Linked DNA regions of Homo sapiens: all the other regions are linked to region 2. A link is a contact called in ENCODE Hi-C or POLR2A ChIA-PET data. All regions are on one chromosome and are shown on one strand. Each heading gives the region's core, a stretch centred on a gene start or an enhancer-like site at or near the end of the contact. The rest is flanking DNA. Distances are from core to core; before and after follow the strand shown. Region 1 holds the start of TH2LCRR (T helper type 2 locus control region associated RNA). Region 2 overlaps SLC22A5 (solute carrier family 22 member 5). Region 3 holds the start of SEPTIN8 (septin 8).

Region 1 (2,886 bases), core at 294-2,793, 270 kb before region 2:
AACACTTGCTTGGATACAAAATTCAAACAGGCAATAGAAGAGTAAAGTTCACTTCTTTTGGCTTGCCTAATTCCTCCTTGGCCCCACTGTGAGAGGGATTGTCAAAGTTCAGATTTCCAGGTCTCCACTGAGAGATCCAGAAAGATTCAGAGGTCTTTCTGGGAGCTTTTTTGGTGTTTTTTTGTTTTGTTTTGTTTTGTTTTTTTGGAGATGGGGTCTCACTATGTTGCCTGCCTAGGCTGGCCTCCAACTCCCAGACTCAAGCGATCCCCCCACCTCAGCTTCCAGAGTGGCTGGAAGTAGTGTGCACGTGTCTGGCCCCTTTAATTTAAAGTGTATGGGCCATCCTTCTGGGAAACTCTTAACTGGGCCAGGCTGGCAGCCTTAGTCCAGGTCAGAGATTGTAAGTGTTCCTAGTGCCACTGGGGCTTGGGGTGATCCCCTTTGCTCACCAGTCTCTGCAGGATCAACCCCTGCCGTCTGGGGGCCTCAAATTTCCCTTCTGCAGAATGAGTGCTGTGGAGGGCGGCTCCTGGGCTTGGCCCCTGCAGCCATGTCGCCTTTTCCTGCTCTTCCCTCGTTTTCCTAGAAGTCCTCCAGAAACCCCCACAGCAGAGGCCACGGCATTTGCCTGTTGGGTGTTGATGTCAAGATTTCTCCCCTACCCACTTCCTCCCCGAACCAGCGCCTCCCCAGGCCCCCTCTCTGCCTGCTCAGGCTCCCTCCGTCCTGTCCTCGATGGGGCTCAACCTCCTCACAAGGGTGTGCTTGTGACCCTCCTCACAAGGCATGCTGGATTCCCGCTCAGAGGCATCCCAGGCTTGCCCACCCTCTCTTCCCACAGGGAACGTCATTCCCACCCTCTCTGTCCACACTCGAAGCTTCCCAGCCCAGCTGCTGGCTCTGACTCCCAGAAGTCTGCCCCTTCCCCTCGAGGGCCCCCAGTGCCTGGAGTGCCGCTACTTGGCCGTGTGACCCCTCTACGGGCCTGTTTCCTAATCTGTAGTAGAGGGCCCACGGCATCTCCCACAGGGTCTCCGTGATGGGGGAAGGAGCGGGGAACTACCTTGGTCTGTGCAACTCCCGGAGCCCCGCCCGGGTGAGTCAACGCCCCTTATCCCCCATGGCCACCAAAAGCCCTGCCGGGAGCGGTGGGCAGGGGCGCCCCCGCGCGTGGGAGAAGGCGCTGGCGCGGCGGTTGCGGCGGCGATGGCCCGCGGAGATAGGGGGGTGGCCTTATGTAACGGGAGATGGGCCCGATAAGCGGGATCTGCGCGGCCGGGCCCTCCTCCGCGGCCTCCGGCGGTGGCCGGTCCGGGAGGCAGGGGTGGGCGCGCAGACCGGCCAGTCTGGAAGCTGCGGAGGCTGGCGAGGGGGCGGCAAAGGTGGCGGTCCGAGCGCCAGGCAGGGCAAGGGCCGGCTGGACACCCGGGCCAGCGGCTCCCCGAGCGCCGGTGCGCACCGGCGAGGGGCGGGAGCGGCCGAGGGGCCGAGGCGCGCACGTGCCGCTCCAGCACCGGCCATGTCAGGCCGAGGGACCCCGCGGGCCCGGCCGAGCGGCAGCCCCTGCCCTGGAGGGTGGTCTCCAGGGACCAAGGCGTGGCGGGCGGTGCGGAGAGGCGCGGCACAGATGGCTACATCAGAGGGTCTGTTGCTTGTTTCTAGATTGTCAGCGGGGATCCACTCCCGTGCGGGTAATTTTAATTAACACTAACTACCAAAGGGCCGCTCCGGGCACTTGGCGCATGTGGCTCGCACCTGCCTGCAATGCGCTGCGTGGGCCGCCCGCTTATGGCCATGGGGAGCCTCTTCGCTTTGCTCTGGCCCCGAAGCGCTGGGATTGGGACCTCCCTTCCTCCCGACCAGCTCATCCTGGGAAAGCTGGGGTTGCTTTTTCGGGTTTCTCTGGACTCTGGGTCTCCGTTGGCAAAGACATGATGCCCAGTCAGGAGGAGTAAGGCCTGAGAGAGTTGTTTTTGTAAGTGAAAGGATTTAATTTTTTAGATTTTTATTTTTAGGAAAGTTACGAATGCAGATAATTTTAAAAATCAAGAAGGCTGATTATGTAAAACGGCAGCGCTGGGAATCCGTGCTCTATGGGCCTCTGGCATTGCTGCTCCTCTTGTGAGTGAGGCACTTACTGCCCTGCTGTGTCCCTTACTGTCTTTTAAAGGTTGTTTATAGGCCGGGCGCGGTGGCTCACGCCTGTAATCCCAGCACTTTGGGAGGCCGAGATGGGCGGATCACGAGGTCAGGAGATTGAGACCATCCTGGCTAACACGGTGAAACCCCGTCTCTACTAAAAATACAAAAAAATTAGCCGGGCGTGGTGGTGGGCGCCTGTAGTCCCAGCTACCCAGGAGGCTGAGGCAGGAGAATGGCGTGAACCCGGGAGGCGGAGCTTGCAGTGAGCCGAAATCGCGCCACTGCACTTAAGCCTGGGCGACAGTGTGAGACTCCGTCTTAAAAAAAAAAAAAAAAAAAAAAAAAGGTTGTTAAGAAAATCACAAGGAAGGAGGAAAAAATATATTTCCTATTCATTAAGTGGAGGTGGAACATCACAAAGGTCTTCAGCGTCACTGTCTTCACGTTGAGCAGGCCGAGGAGGAAGAAGAGGAGGGGTCGGTCTTGTCATCTCAGGGGTGGCAGAGGCAGGAGAGAATCCGTGGATAAGTGGATCTGTGCAGTTCAGAACCTGCTGTTCAAGGGTCAACTGTGTATGTAAAAAATTCAGTGGAATCTCCACCTTCCCTCACAAGTAACTATTTTTCTTAGGTGTTGTTTTTTTTTTTTTTTGGTATCCTATTAGTTTATGTAAATACAAGCAACTGTGAATATATGGTCTTATTTTCCCTTGTCCCTACATGTGAAGTGGCATCATATACA
Region 2 (2,762 bases), core at 167-2,666:
ATTAAGAATTGTGACATGCCCATTTTTTCCATCTAACACAAGACATATCCTTTTCACTCTCTGATGACATAGGCTTTGAATTTTGTCTGAGGCATGTCTGTAAACAAGAGGCCCAATGGCCACTTCAAGAAGCTTTGTCTGGAAGCCTCAGGCAGGTCTCTTTTACATACCACAGCATTATGGACATGATGGTGACCATCCGGATATTCCAGGTTCGAAGCAGATCCAGAATGTTGTGGGACTGCTGCTTCTTGGAACTTAGGTCTTGTAACTGCAGGAACAACATCATAAGTGTATGGGAAGAAGAGGTGGTCAGAGACTCAGAGCACACAATAACATACTTGAATCCCTGGCATCTTAGCTGTCTGCATCTCAGCGTCGGGGAGTGTTACGTTTCTAAGAACAGTAAGTATACTGACTGTGTTTTAGGCTGTGAAAACTTCCCTAGGCCTTGTCAGTAACAAATCAGAGTGAATGAAAATGAGGAAAAGTAAGTGACCAGTCCCTCAAGGGTACAGGAAGACAGAGGCCCAGGCTGACAGCTTCCTCACTGCACCCCCACATATTCCTGTCGGTGGCCACATTCCAAGGAGGCCTCTAAGTATTCCTCCCGAAGCCTGGCTCCCTGCCCTCTGGGTCAGAGAGAGTACCTGGCTGTGTGGTTTATTGGTCTGATATTTTTTAAAAGTTAATGTTTTGAGTCCTTATACTATGTAGTTACTGGTGTGCTTCCAGGGAAAAAGAATTCAAATAGAAAAACAGGAAAATTGACCTGAGCTTCACCCAGAGTGACTTCCTATGAAATTCAGCACAGCCAAGGCCATTAATAAACCACACGTCTAAACACACTGATGTTGCTTTCTTAAGCAAACCCAGGTTTGGAGCTTGTTTTTCCAGAGTTAGAAGTTCAACAAAAGGTCAACTTTGGACTGAAAGTATCCCCTGAAATAGCCTCATTTCCTCAAAGATGCCAGTGGGGCTTATGCATTCACCCAGATTGACCCCTCACTTAAAAGCCCCCAAAACCACCTAACTTAAAAGCCCTCTGCCACACTCCTGCCTGACCTTTGCGCACAGGACCCCTTTCTGGTGCATGCTGACAGTGGCTGCTGGGCCACCACTCACTGGGAAGTCTGCAGGGCTGGCAGTGGCCATTGGCCTCCGCTGTCTACAATAACTGTTCCCTCTTTTCCAAGCCCAACCATGCCTGCCTCTCACACTTCAGCAGGGCTGCTTGTGGCTGTTCCCACACCCAACCCCTCATCTTCCAGTCAGACCACAGACACATTCCAGAACCCCACCAGGCAGCATTTACAGCTTCTAACCTCTCATAGTCACGAGACCAAGGAAAACTGCCTGCTACAGAGATGGTAGGAGAGGGAACGGGAAGGAAAAGCAAGAACCAGGAACTAGGTAGAGCCAAGAAATGAGTCATGGTGTGTGAGAACAGGGCTGACGGGAGGGGTGGGGTAGGGGGAAGAGGTGGACATCAAAAAGGACCTGACTCCAAGATGATATGCAATAATTAACCATTGGAGGGCAGAAAGAGACTAAACACTTTTTTTTTCTTTTTAATGAATAATTGCTAATACTCAAGAGATGAAATACTTCTAACTCCAAATCTATTTGTGCTTTACATTTTACGTTTGGGGTTAGCTTTGTAAGGTGACAAGCCACCTTAGGTATAAGAAACAATGATTTTCCCAAATGCTGACTTTATGAAAGGCCTATTACTCAAAAAGAGTATTTATTGTTAGAAGTAATGGTTAAAATATATGATTGCCTAGAAAGGAAGTAAAAAATGAAAATCTGAAACCCGTGGTGAAAAGAGTGAGGCAGCTGTAACCTATTCCTCAACTTCTGAGTGTTAACAGGGCCCGTGTGGGGGTGGGGAGTGGGGGGATGGGGGGAATGGGCAGTTGGGGCTTGGGCGGAGAGAGGGCTGGGCTGCTGTGAGCAGGGAGGACTTCAGGGCTGGGTGCTGCTGCTCTCAAATCACGGTCAGTCTGTCCCTCTCACCCACACCCACATGGTGCTTACCTCACTCGGGTCAAAGATAGTGGAAGGCACAACAATCCCATTGGCTTTGGCAGCCTTGCGGATGATCACCTCTGCCTCTTCAAATCGTCCCTGAGAGATGAGCCATCGGGGGGACTCAGGGATGAACCTGGCAGTACAAGGTCCAATCTCAGTGAGGCCTCCCTGCCAACAGCAGACCCACAGACCAGGTAGAGCACAGCCATAGGTGGGAATAAGGTTGCAGAACCAGAGCTTGTGGAATGTTTGGTGATCACAAGCCAGAAGCAAAGAGCTGATCCACACGCAGCAATAACCTGGGGTGGATGAGCTTATGTGTACCCCACACCGCACAAAAATGGGAGAGCCCTGCACCCCCTGACGGCATCCCCATGCTGGCTGGCCACCTCCATTTCTGAAGAGCAGTGTTGCCATCTGCTGGGCTGAGGAGATGGGTGCAAGATGGGCTCCGGAAGCCTGGCTTCTGTGCATGTCTATGTCAGCCCAGGCCCTGCTACACTCTCCTCCCTGTCCCCGGCACCAACAGAAGCTTCTGCACTGGCCTTTTAGCTTCTCTTCTCTCCTCACCCTACCCCTGATTTATCCAACAGATTAGTCAGATACTCTACCTAAAATAGCATGTTTGGCCAGGTGCAGTGGTTCACTCCTATAATCCCAGCACTTTAGGAGGCCAAGGCCGGTGGATCATTTGAGGCTAGGAGTTCCAGACCAGCCTGGCCAACGCA
Region 3 (2,700 bases), core at 58-2,557, 390 kb before region 2:
ACAGCAACATAGAGAGAGGAGCAAAGTGAAAACATTGTCAGGAAGGTCCAGCGGGAAGTCAGTCCACCTTGGGGACAAGCTACAGTTTGCCTGGGAGAGTGAGGAGGGGAAAGCCAAATCAGGGTGACAAGGTCAAACAGCAGAGAGGGGGCTCCTCTTAAGCCAGGTGTGCTAAGTCGAACGTGGTCTTTAGGCACCTCCAGTCAGCACAAGTTTCTGAGTAGGAGAAACAGGTCAGGTTGCTTCTCAGCATACTGGGGTGAGGGGTGTGTGTGGAGGGTGGACCAACCTGGGATGAGGCCAGTGGGGGGTAGGGGGCAAACCTTGCCACATTCCCAGAAAGAGCAGAGAGAAAGGCAGAGGGAAGAGAAAGAAACGGGGTTTCAGAGGATTTGGGAGCTGCTTTTGTATAGATTGTCAGTGAGAAGGATACAGAACCTCCTGAGGCCTCCGACCCTGGCGTAAGTGTTAATTTTCTGAACGTTTTGAGCAGTGACATTAGCGGAGAGAACGTGCACGCACTGGGAGTGGTCATCCTCTTTGCACAATGGTGGAACCATTAAGACGTTGTCCCAAGCCCTTGGGACAGGCAGGGTGATGGACACTTGCAATCTGACGCCTTGACCGTCGAGCTCCGCTTTTCTATTGCAGGAATCCCAGCCTAAACTGCGCATCCTGCTCGTTGGTTGCACAAGGAGCCGAAGGCTGGTCCCTTGCCCGGGAAGGCCGCCTGGCCGGACGCGCGGGTCCCGCCGGGGTTCCCGCCTTAGCTCCGGCCGGAGCATCAGGTGGGGCCCAAGACACCCGCAGACTAGGCTGCCGCGGCCTCTCCCGGATCCGACGGGTCTCCCGCAGCTTGTCCACACTCTGGTTGGTGGTCCCAGCACATTTGCAGGCTCCAGCGGGTGGAGACGGCTTGGTGGGGGAGATCTCTAGGGCGCACGCCGTGCCCCACTTCCCCCTTACGGGAAAGGCTTTCCAGCGCGCGGACCCAGGAGACTCTCACCTAGGCTCGGCCCCAGGCTCCAGGGGACACGCAGAGGCCCGCCGGGCACCAGCCCCGAGCCCCCCGACACTGCCGTCCCGGTCCCCCAACGCGCGGACTACAAGTCCCAGCAGTCCCCGCAGCTGGCACCTCCCGCCTCGCCGCGGAGACCCCCGGCCGTCCAAGCGGCGGGGCTCCGGCTGCGCTCGTGGCCGGGCCGGGCGGGGAGGCCGGTCCCGCGGGCGGGGGCAGGGGCGGCTCCGCGGCTTCTCCCGCCGCCGCCGCCAAGGGGAGTTTCCAGGAAGTGGCCATATTGGATCCATTCAGCCGCAGCCGCCCGGGCGGAGCGCGTCCCGCAGCCGGCTGGTCCCTGTCGCTGCCCCTGCGCTCGTCCCAGCCCACCCGCCCGGTGCGGAGCTCGCCATGGCGGCCACCGACCTGGAGCGCTTCTCGGTGAGGGCCCCGCTGGGCCACGGCGCGCGCGGGAGGCGCGGGGCGCAGGAGGGGCCGCCCTGCAGCTGGCGGGGGGCGCGAAGCGGGCTGTCAGCGCCTCACGGCCGGGCCTCGACACCGGGCCAGCTCGAGGACCCCGGCGCGGGCTCTCGGCCGCGCTATCGGGGGGTCCCGGAGCGTCGGGCGGCCTGCCTTGCCGGGCGGCTGGTCGGGGTCGCTTCCTGGGGCGCAGGCAAGGCTAACCCCTTTCGCGGGAAGGAGCAAAGACCCGCCTGGCTCCGGGCAGGTGCGAAGATAGAGTGGCGCCCGCGGGGCCGCAGGTGAGGGTCCGGGACACTCCGGACCCTATCGCCCAGGGTGTTTCTTTCTGCACACTTGGGGAAGAGTCCTAGCCGCACAGGTGCTGCGGGATAGGTACAGCCGGGGAGGATGGAGGCCCCAGGATCCGAGAGAGTCTCCCACACGAGCCCAGGACAGTTGCAGACTTGAGTCCTGAAGACCCTTGGCCTGCTTTTCCTTCCTCCCCCGCTCCCCTCTGCCCCGCTCCCCACGCCGGAATCCTGGGTGCGACTCCAGGCAGGTCAGGCCTCAGTGGTCGGGTCTGCGGCAGCCATTCGCCAGGAGCTGGAGGGATTCCAGACTCAGCCCAGTGGGCGTTTATTTGGGCTCCAGTCCAGGTCCTCAGAAGGTTGATGTCCCTGGTGGTCCCTGCAGGGGTCTCACTGGGCCTGAGCCTGCCGACAGCCAACTTACTAAAGGCTTTCATAATTCACTCGCGGGAGGGAGGCCTTTGGGGGGTTGTATCTGGACATCCCCTGCTGTCTAAGGCTGGATCTGGGTGTGTCTGGGAGGCTAGGCTGTGACAGTGAAGGAAGCTGTGTCCTCTTGCCAGCATGTAAGGCCCTGGTCGGCTGGAAGGGGGAGGAGGGGGAGAAGGAGGAGGAGGAGGAGGGAGGCCCAGGGCTGTTGGAGGGAAGGGGGAATTCTGAATATGTGAACGATAACGAATTGGTTCTGGGGCTAAATAAGGGAGCCAGGACTTATGTAATTAATGCTATAAATACCGTCATCCCAATTTATATATGTAAATTTTCCATTTAATCTGAAAATACATTTCTTATTCTACTTTGGAAATGTGCATGACTAAAGCAGGAGCTCTTGGTTTCATAATTTCTAGACTCGGGTGTTTTATTCCCATTGGAGAGGGGGTCGTATGTCAGTTAAGTAAGTTTAAATACATGAGGAACAGATTCAGAGGCTGG

What was found. A loop is a pair of places that touch in the nucleus more often than their neighbours do. ChIA-PET counts read pairs that join two places held with the same protein, here RNA polymerase II (POLR2A). Pooled maps may share reads with other maps.
Region 1: a map of endothelial cell of umbilical vein shows a loop between it and region 2 (3-fold over the local background). The contact joins the promoter of TH2LCRR here to the enhancer-like site in region 2. A Hi-C loop is called at or near these places in 2 of 168 maps with a recorded cell type or tissue (OCI-LY7 and endothelial cell of umbilical vein), 11 of 37 single-sample maps with no recorded cell type and 7 of 50 pooled maps. POLR2A ChIA-PET finds 5 or more read pairs at or near these places in 1 of 52 experiments (BJ).
Region 3: a map of chondrocyte shows a loop between it and region 2 (2.9-fold over the local background). The contact joins the promoter of SEPTIN8 here to the enhancer-like site in region 2. A Hi-C loop is called at or near these places in 1 of 168 maps with a recorded cell type or tissue (chondrocyte) and 8 of 50 pooled maps. POLR2A ChIA-PET finds 5 or more read pairs at or near these places in 1 of 52 experiments (AG04450).

What each region holds. Positions count from the first base shown.
Region 1 is chr5:132,654,811-132,657,696 of GRCh38, reverse strand. TH2LCRR (T helper type 2 locus control region associated RNA) reads left to right here and starts at 1,543. Exons shown (of 3, transcript NR_132125.1): 1 at 1,543-1,646. It also overlaps a transcript of IL13 not described here. RefSeq lists silencers at 740-799, 880-969, 1,030-1,319.
Region 2 is chr5:132,386,430-132,389,191 of GRCh38, reverse strand. It overlaps SLC22A5 (solute carrier family 22 member 5), which reads right to left. Exons shown (of 10, transcript NM_003060.4): 5 at 2,041-2,167; 6 at 171-271. Among named protein-coding and RNA genes, the nearest start is that of MIR3936HG, 18 kb to the right of the region's middle. RefSeq lists enhancers at 2,352-2,561, 2,702-2,751. Within about 2 kb of position 1,416, at least 28 of the 41 ENCODE cell types and tissues checked have a DNase peak (open chromatin) inside an H3K27ac peak, as active enhancers do; they include endothelial cell of umbilical vein, where a contact is called at or near this core.
Region 3 is chr5:132,775,846-132,778,545 of GRCh38, reverse strand. It overlaps SEPTIN8 (septin 8), which reads left to right and starts at 1,307. Exons shown (of 10, transcript NM_001098811.2): 1 at 1,307-1,438. The coding sequence starts at 1,409. RefSeq lists silencers at 987-1,036, 1,127-1,536.